Linked DNA regions of Homo sapiens: region 1 is linked to region 2. A link is a loop called in an ENCODE intact Hi-C map of the cell type or tissue named here. Cell type or tissue: right lobe of liver. All regions are shown on one strand. Each heading gives the region's core, and the rest is flanking DNA. Links, peaks and the distances in the headings are about the cores only.

What was found. Hi-C counts contacts between places; a loop is a spot of excess contacts. Peaks named below come from ENCODE experiments on the same cell type or tissue, not always from the same donor. Only the 100,000 strongest peaks of a DNase experiment are listed, where the experiment ranks them.
Region 1: it touches region 2 in a loop (4-fold over the local background); 94 of 110 quality-filtered maps call a loop at or near these places.

Annotation. Positions count from the first base shown.
Region 1 is chr10:121,605,902-121,611,274 of GRCh38, reverse strand. No RefSeq gene overlaps it. Among named protein-coding and RNA genes, the nearest start is that of FGFR2, 10 kb to the right of the region's middle. RefSeq lists an enhancer at 1-727 and a silencer at 2,328-2,567. In right lobe of liver, for the core only: CTCF peaks have their summits at 2,234 and 2,441 (motif pointing right); a DNase peak (open chromatin) is centred at 2,504; H3K4me3 peaks cover 834 bases; H3K27ac peaks cover 162 bases.
Region 2 is chr10:120,945,781-120,951,153 of GRCh38, reverse strand. All of the region lies in intron 2 of LOC105378519 (a long non-coding RNA gene), which reads left to right. Among named protein-coding and RNA genes, the nearest start is that of WDR11, 97 kb to the right of the region's middle. In right lobe of liver, for the core only: a CTCF peak has its summit at 2,095 (motif pointing left); DNase peaks (open chromatin) are centred at 946 and 2,093; H3K4me3 peaks cover 1,424 bases; H3K27ac peaks cover 1,836 bases; H3K27me3 peaks cover 1,226 bases.

The DNA.
Region 1 (5,373 bases), core at 234-5,233, 660 kb before region 2:
GAAAACATGACAGAATTTCTGGTCAGGCGCGCCTCCCAATACTAAAAGGGGTTTTTGGGCATAGACAGGCGGGAAGGAGAAGGGTGTTAGTTCTCAATGATTTCCTGGAAGAATGATTGTTTCCCTTGGACTTGCCCGGACTAGTCAACCTGTGGGTGTGGCTTCTAGCCAGCACAGCATTGCCATATGCAATACAGCATACTTGGTTACATCTGGATTTCAAATACACAATGACTATCTTCATAGATGTATGTCCCATGCACTATTTGTTCATGCGATAGTGGGGACCTATTTATACTAAAAACAATTATTTGTTTTTCATCTGAAATTCAAGTTTAACTGGGTGTCCTGTACTTTTATCGGCTCAATTCGGCAGTGCTCTGAAGTCATGTCTTATCTGATTCAGAGGAGATGAGGGTAACCATTATCTTAATGCTTGCTTGAAGCACACAGAGGAGTTTTACAAAGAAAACAAATGGATCCTTTCCTCGTATACAGAGGATTTCTTTAAATAGAAATTTAAAGCAAAAGATAACTCAGTTGGATAAGGTGAAGAATTTGCTGACCGTCATGAGTCAACACTGGAATGAATTTCTACGTGATGCTAAGAAGAACTTTAGAAGAATGTGAGCAAGTCCCCTGCCCTGGACAGCCTAAGCTGCTACTGAAATCAATACCATTATGGGTGAATTTTGAAGATGATTACCGCTAATATTCACAGCCTACAAATAAGGCCACAGAAGCTCATAAAAGCCGAGTAACCTACCCCAGGTCACACAGCAAAGAGAAGTAGCAAGTAATAAGGTCAGGGGTAGGATAGGGTTAGACAGAGCTGCAGAGGGAGGTCTGGATGCCTCTGGTCTGGAAATACTAGTACCAGCTGACAAGTATTGATCATTCACCATGCACTCAGCACTTCACCTGAAGTATTCCATTCAATCTGCGCAGATTGTGTGAAGCGGGTATTAGCATGACTTCATTTTACAGATGAGAACGTGGTGAGGAGGGGCAGATGTAAGGCCCAGAGCAGGCAGCTGGACTCCAGGTCCCATGATCTCAGCCACTATAGGACAGCAGAGGGTGCAGCCTGCTGTCCACAGGCCCACTAGAAAAGGAGTCAACATCTGAAAACTGGGACAATTGTCATCTGGATGGGACAGCCAACTTCTCTGGGAAGATCAGGAGAATCAGCCCCTTTAGCCTCTGTTTCCATTCATCAGCTGAAGTCACTACCCCATCACCGTCACGGGGACGCTGGCAGCATAAGCGATAGCACAGGCTCCAGGGTCAGCCCTCCCTCCCGACTGTGTAACCTTGGATGAGCTCTCAGTGTTTCCATAGCACGATTTATAAAATGGGGGTCACAGTAGTGCTACCTCACAGGGTGCTTGTGATTGAAGTGTGATCACCCATTAAAGGCCATAATCCCAGTTGCATGGAACATGGTATGCACCCAATAAACGTCAGCCTCCAAGCACCCACTCTGTGCTAAGAGGGCCGTTGCCATGGTTCCTGAAAATGTGGAACCTTCAAAGCTTCCACTGGCCTGATGAAAGGGCAGGACAGGGGTCCCCACCTCTGGGCAGGGTGACTGGCAGGGGAGAGACCAGAGGCGGAGGCTGCCCCAAATCTGGCAGGTACCTCTCCAGGGCAGCTGTGGTGAGACTAGGAAGGAAGCAGGTGTGGTGGCTTTCAAGAGAGGACAGCTCCAAGGGGTGCAGTAGCGCAGGCCTGTAATCCCAGCACTTTAGGAAACTGAGGCGGGTGCATCACGAGGTCAGGACTTCGAGGCCAGCCTGGCCAAGATGGTGAAACCCCCGTTTCTACTAAAAATACAAAAATTAGCCAAGCATGGTGGCACATGCCTATAATCCCAGCTACTCTGGAGGCTGAGGCAGGAGAATCGCTTGAACCCGGGAGGTAGAGGTTAAAAAAAAGAGAGAGAGAGAGAGGACAGCCCACAGCTAGGACTGCCGGGCCTTGGTGGGAGAGGAGCGCCAGAGAACACCAGGGCCAGAAGGCCCAACAGGGGGCCGGAGGTAGGAGCTGGTTTCCCGGCGAGGGTGCAAAGGTGGTTCTCCGCCTTGTTGATCCACAGGCTGGAAACGTGGGGCCGCCTCCCGGGGGCGAATCCACGCAGCGAATGGAGAATTAGCCTGAGGTAGCCGCACGCCAGGCCCAGGCAGAGGCCGCTGCAGCACCACGTCCCTGCAAGGTCCCGCGCCCCAGCCGTCGGGGTAACAGACATTTCGTCCAGCTGTGCTTGGGCAAGCACCTGGGCTCCTGATTCGCCTCGACCTGGGTCGCTCATCATCTGCACAGCCGAAACGACTTCAGGGCTGGGCTCGGCGCTGGCGGGGCTGCCCCTCCTCCCTGCCCGGCCGCCCTCTACCTTGATGCCAGCCCCGTCACCCACGCCCCGGGCGGCGCTCGCCCCCGCTTTGCGCGCGCGGTGCTCGCGGCCACACGGGGGCGCTGGCGCCCGATGCGCTCCTCCCTGCGCAGAACCCGGAGAACAAAGGGCGCCCCGGGACCTCGGCCTCCCTCACCTGGAGCCACCTGCTTCCCGGGCGCTGCCCCAGCGCCAGGCCAGCATCCGGCCTCCGCGAAGGAGTTAATTTTTGCTCAGCGCTGCTCTTAGAAATCTGTTAAAGAAATCGCTCCCCACTTGATGGTCTTTCTCCCCAGCTTGGGGACACAATACGAGAGCTCTGGGACTCTAAAAGGGTTACTAGGTTTGTGGTTTTACGATGTGTGGGGCTCTGTATTCTCCACTCCCTCCCCGAGTTTACCAGGATCCTGGCAGCATCATTTTTCTCCCCTTTGGTTTATGAAAGTGAACTTCTTCTTTTTTTTTTTTTTTTTTGAGACAGTCTCACTCTGTCAGCCAGGCTGGAGTGCAGTGGCGCAATCTCAGCACACTGCAACCTCCGTCTCCCGGGCTCAAGCAGTTCTGCCTCAGCCTCCCGAGTAACTGGGATTACAGACGTGTGCCACGACGCCCGGCTAATTCTTGTATTTAAGTAGAGCCGGGGTGTCACCATGTTGGCCAGGCTGGTCTCGAACTCCTGACCTCAGGTAATCCGCCCGCCTTGGCTTCTCAAAGTGCTGGGATTACAGGCGTGAGCCACCGTGCCTGGCGAAAGTGAACTTCTTTTCACATTTGGAAGAAGTAGACACACCCTCGGGAAAGAGTGTAGCAAAGGCAGAAATCAAGAGAAAAGAGAAAGAAACGCATCGTGGAAATGAGGTAATTGCAGGGAAAGGTAACTTCCTCACACAGCTCAATCAGCTTTGTCCTAAACTGGCTTCTATTCCCCACCTTCTAAAGAGACCGTGCTCACTGTGTACACAAACCTATGTACATGTGCCTCTTTGCACTTATGCTTTAATTAGGAAATGCTGGAGGAGGCTGAGTTGCAGTCATCAATCAACAAGCATCTATTAAGAGCCTGTAAGGTATAAACACAGCCCCATAAACTGCTCCCACTAGCCAGGTAGTGCCAGGTCCTGGGAATCTAGAGATGGGAGATGCAGCCCCGGCCTTTCTGAGTATTAGCATTTAGTGGTCCCCAATTAACCCCTTTCCACCAAAATTGTTGTCCAAGGTCAGTTTCTGCTAGGCTTTCTTCCATGGACAGGCTATCTTGGTTCAGTAAAGCCTTTCCTCCCTCTGGGCTTGAGGCTGAAAGCACACAGTTGTGAATCTCTGAGGATTTGAGGGAGCAGGAATCCTCGAAGGGAGGAATTTAGGGCCCATAGAAACTCCCACTGAGACCAGGAGCTGCTTCCAGGGGGCCCCAGGATCAGAAGGTGATGGTGCAGACTAAAATCTTTTTTTTTTTTTTTTGAGACGGAGTCTTGTTCTGTGTCCCAGGCTGGAGTGCAGTGTCGCGATCTTGGCTCACTGCAGCCCCCACCTCCTCAGTTCAAGCGATTCTTCCGCCTCAGCCTCCCGAGTAGCTGGGATTACAGGCACATGCCACCATGCACAGCTAATTTTTGTATTTTTTAGTAGAGACCGGGTTTCACCATGTTGGCCAGGCTGATCTCAGACTCCTGACTTCAAGTGATCCGCCCTCCTCAGCCTCCCAGAGTGCTGGGATTACAGGCGTGTGCCACCATGCCCGGCTAAAATCGTTTTCATTGTCAACAGTAAGACCTGTCCCGTGTATCTCCTGCACCGTTCTCCATCTAAGGAGTAGAATTCTTGTCCCTACCTCCACCCTGGTAAGGCAAGATGCCCATTTAGGGCATGGGGAGCAGTCCAGGGGTGATGAGCGGGGGGACCTGGAGAGGGAGAGCAAGAGCAGTTCCTGGGGACTCCTCTGACTAAGGAGGTCTTCTTGGAGGAGGAAGCGGAAAGCAGGGTGTGCTCTCTAGCACAGCCCAATACATCGTCTGCCACGTTGAAAATACCCTATAATACTGCACTCTCCAATGTAGTGGCCTGGCCCCATGTGACTGTTGAGCACTTGAATTGTGGCTGGTGCTACTGAGGAGCTGAAGTCTTATTTAATTTTAATTGATTTAACTTTAAATAATCATGTTGGCTGGTGGTTAACGTTATCAGACAGCATAGCTTCAGGCAGCGATAAGGGTGTGGGTGGGGTGGGAGCAGACGGGATATTGTTGCTAATCTCATCCTCATCTACCCCACCCTGGCTAAAACCACCTGTATAGTTTCTGTCCAGTGAGCTGGGAAACCTCGTTGTGGTGGAAGTGGTCGTGATGTGTGGAGGGTGGGGGTGATTGAAAGGCACGGAGTCACAGCCAAGAAATGACATGCCATAAATTGCCCTTAAATAGCAATGGGCCAGGGATTAGAGGACTTTTCCGGTAGATACTTGTTACCAGTAGGAACAGCACGGTTCCTAGACTATGGTTTCAGAATACTTTGGAGAGGATGTTCACTTCCTGTAACACCAGGGTGGCCTTCAGTGATGGGTGAACCACAAGTTTTCAGCTCCAGGTGGAGGCGGGGAATGTTCAGAGATAGGCCGGAGATCATAGATAAATTTATTTTTAAGATAGAAGGGGGACACTTCAGTTATGCAAAAGAAGGTGAGGCCAAGGTTAGGGGTGGGATGAGGCTTGTTCAGTAACTTGCCTAGACTTGCATAGTTAGCCCTTGACCACGTTGGGATAAAAACTCAGGTCTTGGGGGCCCTGACTCAGTGCTGTTTCTATGGCACCACATTACTTGTCAAAAATACCTTGAGACCTTGGACATTGTAGATGTTACATGCAGCTGGCTTGGCCAACCAGCTAATTGACCTACCAGTTTTCCTTCATAGATTCAGATTGGCAGAAGCCAAAGGTAGGAATGTGTTTGTGGCCACAGGGGTGGCACAAGGGACAGTACTGGGGTCA
Region 2 (5,373 bases), core at 125-5,124:
TCCCTGGAAATGTAAAAGTTTAATTTGGAATGCAGTCACGGAGCAAAAATTCTGCTGAGTATATAATGCAAAAATATGGTTGCTAATGAGTGGCACTGATTTAACAGGAAATAAGGAAGAAAAATACAAATTTTGGAAGAAAATAAGCAATTTTATAATGTTTCCACTTGTTCCAAATCCAACTTCATTGCTTCAAGGGGTAGCTTGGAAATTTTTCTCAAGAAAGCACAGTAAATATTCCTGAAGGCGATCTATTTTCTGGCCTGGAAGAAATGGGTAGAAATGACAAATTTCCTACAACAACCTCTGAGAAATTTGTGCTGATGACACCTCTGATGCTAAATTCTTCTTTCCACTAGCTATATACATATATATAGTGAAGAACAAAGAAGAGGGCAGCAAATTCCTGCTTTTTTTTTATTTAAAAAGAAAATCCTTTAAGTCCTTGTGGCTGCATTGTTTGTGTGTGAATGTTTGTGTGTGTGTTTTAAAGACATTTTGAGATAGTTTAGGGAGATGTCACAAAAACATCTTCCTCCCATTAGAAATTCTGATTTTACACCGTTAATTGGCATTTTCAAAACACCAAGCGCCCAGTTTGAAGTCTACAAATAAAACACAAACCCAGATGTTGCAGTTTACACTTGCATGCATTTAACACTTCATAAGTAGTTCATTAAACTGATAACACTTTAAACACTAACACTGGCTCTTTCAGACTCCCTCGGCTTGTAATTGTCCTGAGGCACCGAGTGAACCCTTCCTAGTCTGGGAACCACAGGAATTTACATTCTTGACGTGTGTCTCTTAATTATCGACACTCCGGGGTCCCTGGCTGACTCAGGGAGGGCCGGCTCGGGTCTGCACGCCCCAGTGACCGCGCAGAGGGACAAGCCGGAGGGCCGGTGGGCCAGGGACACCGAGCAGGGACACAGCCTTGGGACGCACGCAGGGCAGACGTCAGACACGGAACGGAGCGAGCTGGAGCCTCCCCACGTCCTCAAGCACCGCGGCTGGGTTTCCGCTGAGCCTCTTGGGTTTACTAAGCAGCTTCTTTCTGACTAGAACAGTTTTCCAGCAGTGCCTCTCCCCATGTTTAACGGCCTTGGAATGAATGTTCACCTCCCTCTTGCCTTTCCTTCCAAGGATGGCATTCCCGGCTGCCCAAGTTCTCTCTAGAAAATGGGAGACCTTGGCTTGGCGTGGGTCCCATCTCCAGGGAATAAGCCTCTAGGCCCTGGGGTGACTAGTATCGGACAGGCAGCGGAGGCCCTGGGTGTCCTCCTGTCCACTCACAGGACAGGCGCAGAACAAGGGAAGGGAAGGGTTGCTAACGGTGTGCCAGGCACCGTGCGCAGCTCCGCAAGCGTTTCGGTCAGTTCCACCACACGCAGATGCCGCAAGTACAGGGCGGACCTCGTCCCTGCTGCGGAGATGAGTCCAGGTCGCCTTGCCCGAGCTCACGCGGCTGCAGACGATGCGTCCCGCGGTGCCGACTGGGCGCGGGGCACTGTGCTTAGGAGCCCTGTGCTGCCCCATCTCCGTCAATCCTACCAACTGGTCGGGACCTTTATCATCCCCATTTTGCAAAAGAGAGAATGATGGTAGAAAGGAAGGAGGAATTGGGACTCAAGTCCGCCTGGCTGCCTTCTGACAGCGGGCTTGGCCTCTGAACTACAGCCTCCTCTGCAGACACAGGGTGTGCAAGGCGAGTTAGAGGGTCTCAAAGCCTGGGCCCAGAGATTTCACCCCAGGGGATGGAGAACCCGCTCTGTTCGCCCCTGTAGCCGGATCCGGACCCGGGGCGCCCTGCGCTCCCACGCCTCCCGCCCTAGGCATGATCCCCAGCCCCACGCAACTGATGCGGAAGGGATGGGTGACTGAGCGGCTGCTGATTGATTAACCTAGCTGGGCTGCAGCGAGGCCCGAGGAGGCCCGCAAGCTTCCTTCCCAGGCAGAGAGCCCCGCGGTCCCTCGGAGCCGGGAACCGTAGCCCGAACCCCTGCTCCGAGCCTGGAGTCCGGAGCTCGAGCCGAGAGCGCGAGCGGGAGCCGGACGTGCAGGGGCTCCGCGGCCGGGTGCACAGCGCCATCGCGTGGCCAGCTCGGGGCCGCGGCTCCCTCCCTGTAGAGGCGGCGATGGGCGGGACCACTGCGTCCCTTTAGGATCATCCCCTTATCTAATTAAACTAAAGAGCTGCACAGCAAAAGAAACTACCATCAGAGTGAACAGTCAACCTACAGAATGGGAGAAAATTTTTGCAACCTACTCATCTGACAAAGGGCTAATATCCAGAATCTACAATGAACAACAAATTTACAAGAAAAAAACAACCCCATCAAAAAGTGGGCGAAGGATATGAACAGACACTTCTCAAAAGAAGACATTTTTGCAGCCAGAAAACACATGAAAAAATGCTCATCATCACTGGTCATCAGAGAAATGCAAATCAAAACCACAGTGAGATACCATCTCACACCGGTTAGAATGGCGATCATTAAAAAGTCAGGAAACAACAGGTGCTGGAGAGGATGTGGAAAAATAGGAACACTTTTACACTGTTGGTGGGACTGTAAACTAGTTCAACCATTGTGGAAGTCAGTGTGGCGATTCCTCAGGGATCTAGAACTAGAAATACCATTTGACCCAGCCATCCCATTACTGGGTATATACCCAAAGGATTATAAATCATGCAGCTATAAAGACACATGCACACGTATATTTATAGCGGCACTATTCACAATAGCAAAGACTTGGAACCAACCTAAATGTCCAACAACGATAGGCTGGATTAAGAAAATGTGGCACATATACACCATGGAATACTATGCAGTCATAAAAAATGATGAGTTCATGTCCTTTGTAGGGACATGGATGAAACTGGAAACCATCATTCTCAGCAAAATATCACAAGGACGAAAAAACCAAACACCGCATGTTCTCACTCATAGGTGGGAATTGAACAATGAGAACACACGGACACAGGAAGGGGAACATTACACACTGGGGACTGTTGTGGGGTGGGGGGAGGGGGGAGGGATAGCATTAGGAGATATACCTAATGCTAAATGATGAGTTAATGGGTGCAGCACACCAACATGGCACATGTATACATATGTAACAAACCTGCACGTTGTGCACATGTACCCTAAAACTTCAAGTATAATATAAAAAAAAAAAAAGGATCATCCCCTTATCTCCAGCTCTGGTCTCCGGAGGCCCGTGTGGCTGGAGCAAAAAAGGCAATGGGCCGGTGGAGTCTTGTTTAGTGGGGACGCCGTGGTCAGCTCTGAGCTGTTCCTACTGTTCTTAGTGGAGGTAGCAAGACCCCCGTCTCTCCTGGTGGGTAGTGTGGATGTCGCACAGACAGAAGCTCAGGTGGCAAAGGGTCGTGGAAACTTCTGCACCTTCCAGAATACGTGGGTCCATGGACGTGGACCCACGGCCACGTTAAGGCTCATGTTCATTTGTTCAGTTCACTTATTTAATTCATTTGTTCAGTGGTTCCTTCATTAATTCAGTCAATAATATTGTCTTGAGCACTTACTGTGTGCCAGAACCCAAGGTCGGGGCTAAGGATAGAAAAGAGAACTCGGGAGGCTGAAGCAGGAGAATCGCTTGAACCCGGGAGGCGGAGGTTGCAGTGAGCCGAGATCACCACTGCACTCCAGCCTGGGTGACAGAGTGAGAGTCTCCGTCTCAAAAATAGAAAAAAAAAAGAAAGAAAGAAAGAAAGAAAAAGTAACAGAAAAGATGGCTTACAGTCTTTCTTGCCAGTCTCATGAGGCCAGAATATTTGAAAAAAGCATAAATTAAGATACACAGGATTATGAAACAAACCGATTATACTGTCATGCAGTTATCAAAATATTTTTAAGTGGTGCTATACTCGTATATGTTCTTCGTTGATAGAGGATGTAACAGGATCTACAGACCAATCTATTAACTACAGTCATTTCAAAATAGTGATTAGCCCAGCTGATATTTTGAGATAACTGCATCAACTACGACGTGATAGAAAAACAGCTGTGATTTCTGTTGGAGACAAAGTCACAGACACTGCTAATACACTGTGGCTTGTTGCCGATTTTCATAATTGAGTAAATTGTTAAATCTCAGACAGTGAAAATAATGATATAAATATTTTCCTGTCCAAGTTCATAGACCCCCCTCCTCCAGATTTTATTCACAGACTCCTCGATTAAAAAGCCAGATCGGTGAGCAGAAATAAACAGGGTGAGTGTGGACAGTGATGAGCACTTGGAGGAAATCAACAGGGAGAGAGACTAACGATAAAATCAGAAGGGAGGCCCTGTGTGGGATGCAATGGTCGGGAAACGCCTGGATGAGACCACAGTTCACTCTAAAAGCCCCATACAGAGGTCGGAAACAGCTACCAGGGACTCTGATTTAGCCTGTAAATCTGCACAGTCTTCTTGAACATTTAGATCTGGTGTTCAGGACTGGACTCGGCTTTTGACCACAAGGCCTCCCAATCCGGGAAGTCCAGGTCAGCCTCGTGGACATCCAGAGATTTCATCCCAGGGCACTGAAAGTGAAATCTCTGCCTGGGCCCTGAAGCCACTTGATTTTGCAACTTTACCACCTAAACTTTCCTGGGTCACTCTTGGGGCAACCCATCCAGGGCAAGGGTAGTTTGCATGGCAAATGGAACTTTCCAAAGTTTAACTTGAAAAAGATGGTCGGCATCGGTGTCCTATTTAGAAACCAGGCTCCTTCCAGCCTGGGGATCCCCTGAACCTTCCAGATCTTTATCCAACTTTCATTCAAGCTGTGATTCCCCGGTGCCCCTTCTAAGCCAGCAGCTGTGTGACATCTCTGTTCTCATCCACCCATTTCCAGGCAGCAGCGTGTTGGGGGTGGTTAGGGAGTGTAGTGCTGGGTCACAGGCAGCCTTTGTAACTGCATATGAACCAGTGTGGCAAGCTTGCAGGATGATGTCAGAGCTGGCACCGGCAAAGAACAACTTTGTTGACAAGAAGATTAATTAGACAAATGTAGTGCCCATCAGTTATTGCCACCGCCTCCTCGGGGGTCAGCTCTAGTCAGGCCTTTGCTAGAGATTTTTTTTTTCATCTTTTTAGAGAAAGCTTAATCTCCTAACAAGGCAGCCAAGAAACAGTTCATGGCGTGCCAGAAGAGCAAGTGCATACAAGCATGTTCTGAAGTGAGGGTGCCTGCACACCGCCAGGCTGCAGGGCTGGGGCTGGCCCAGGCTTGGAGCCAACTGGGCCTCTTCCTTCTACCTGTACAGACCCAGCCCCAGGAAGCGTGTTGAGCCCCGAATCCTTCCTCACAAGAGAAGACACCCATTTGTGAGCTCTCTTGGCCTCTCTTCCTCTCTTTCCTGGG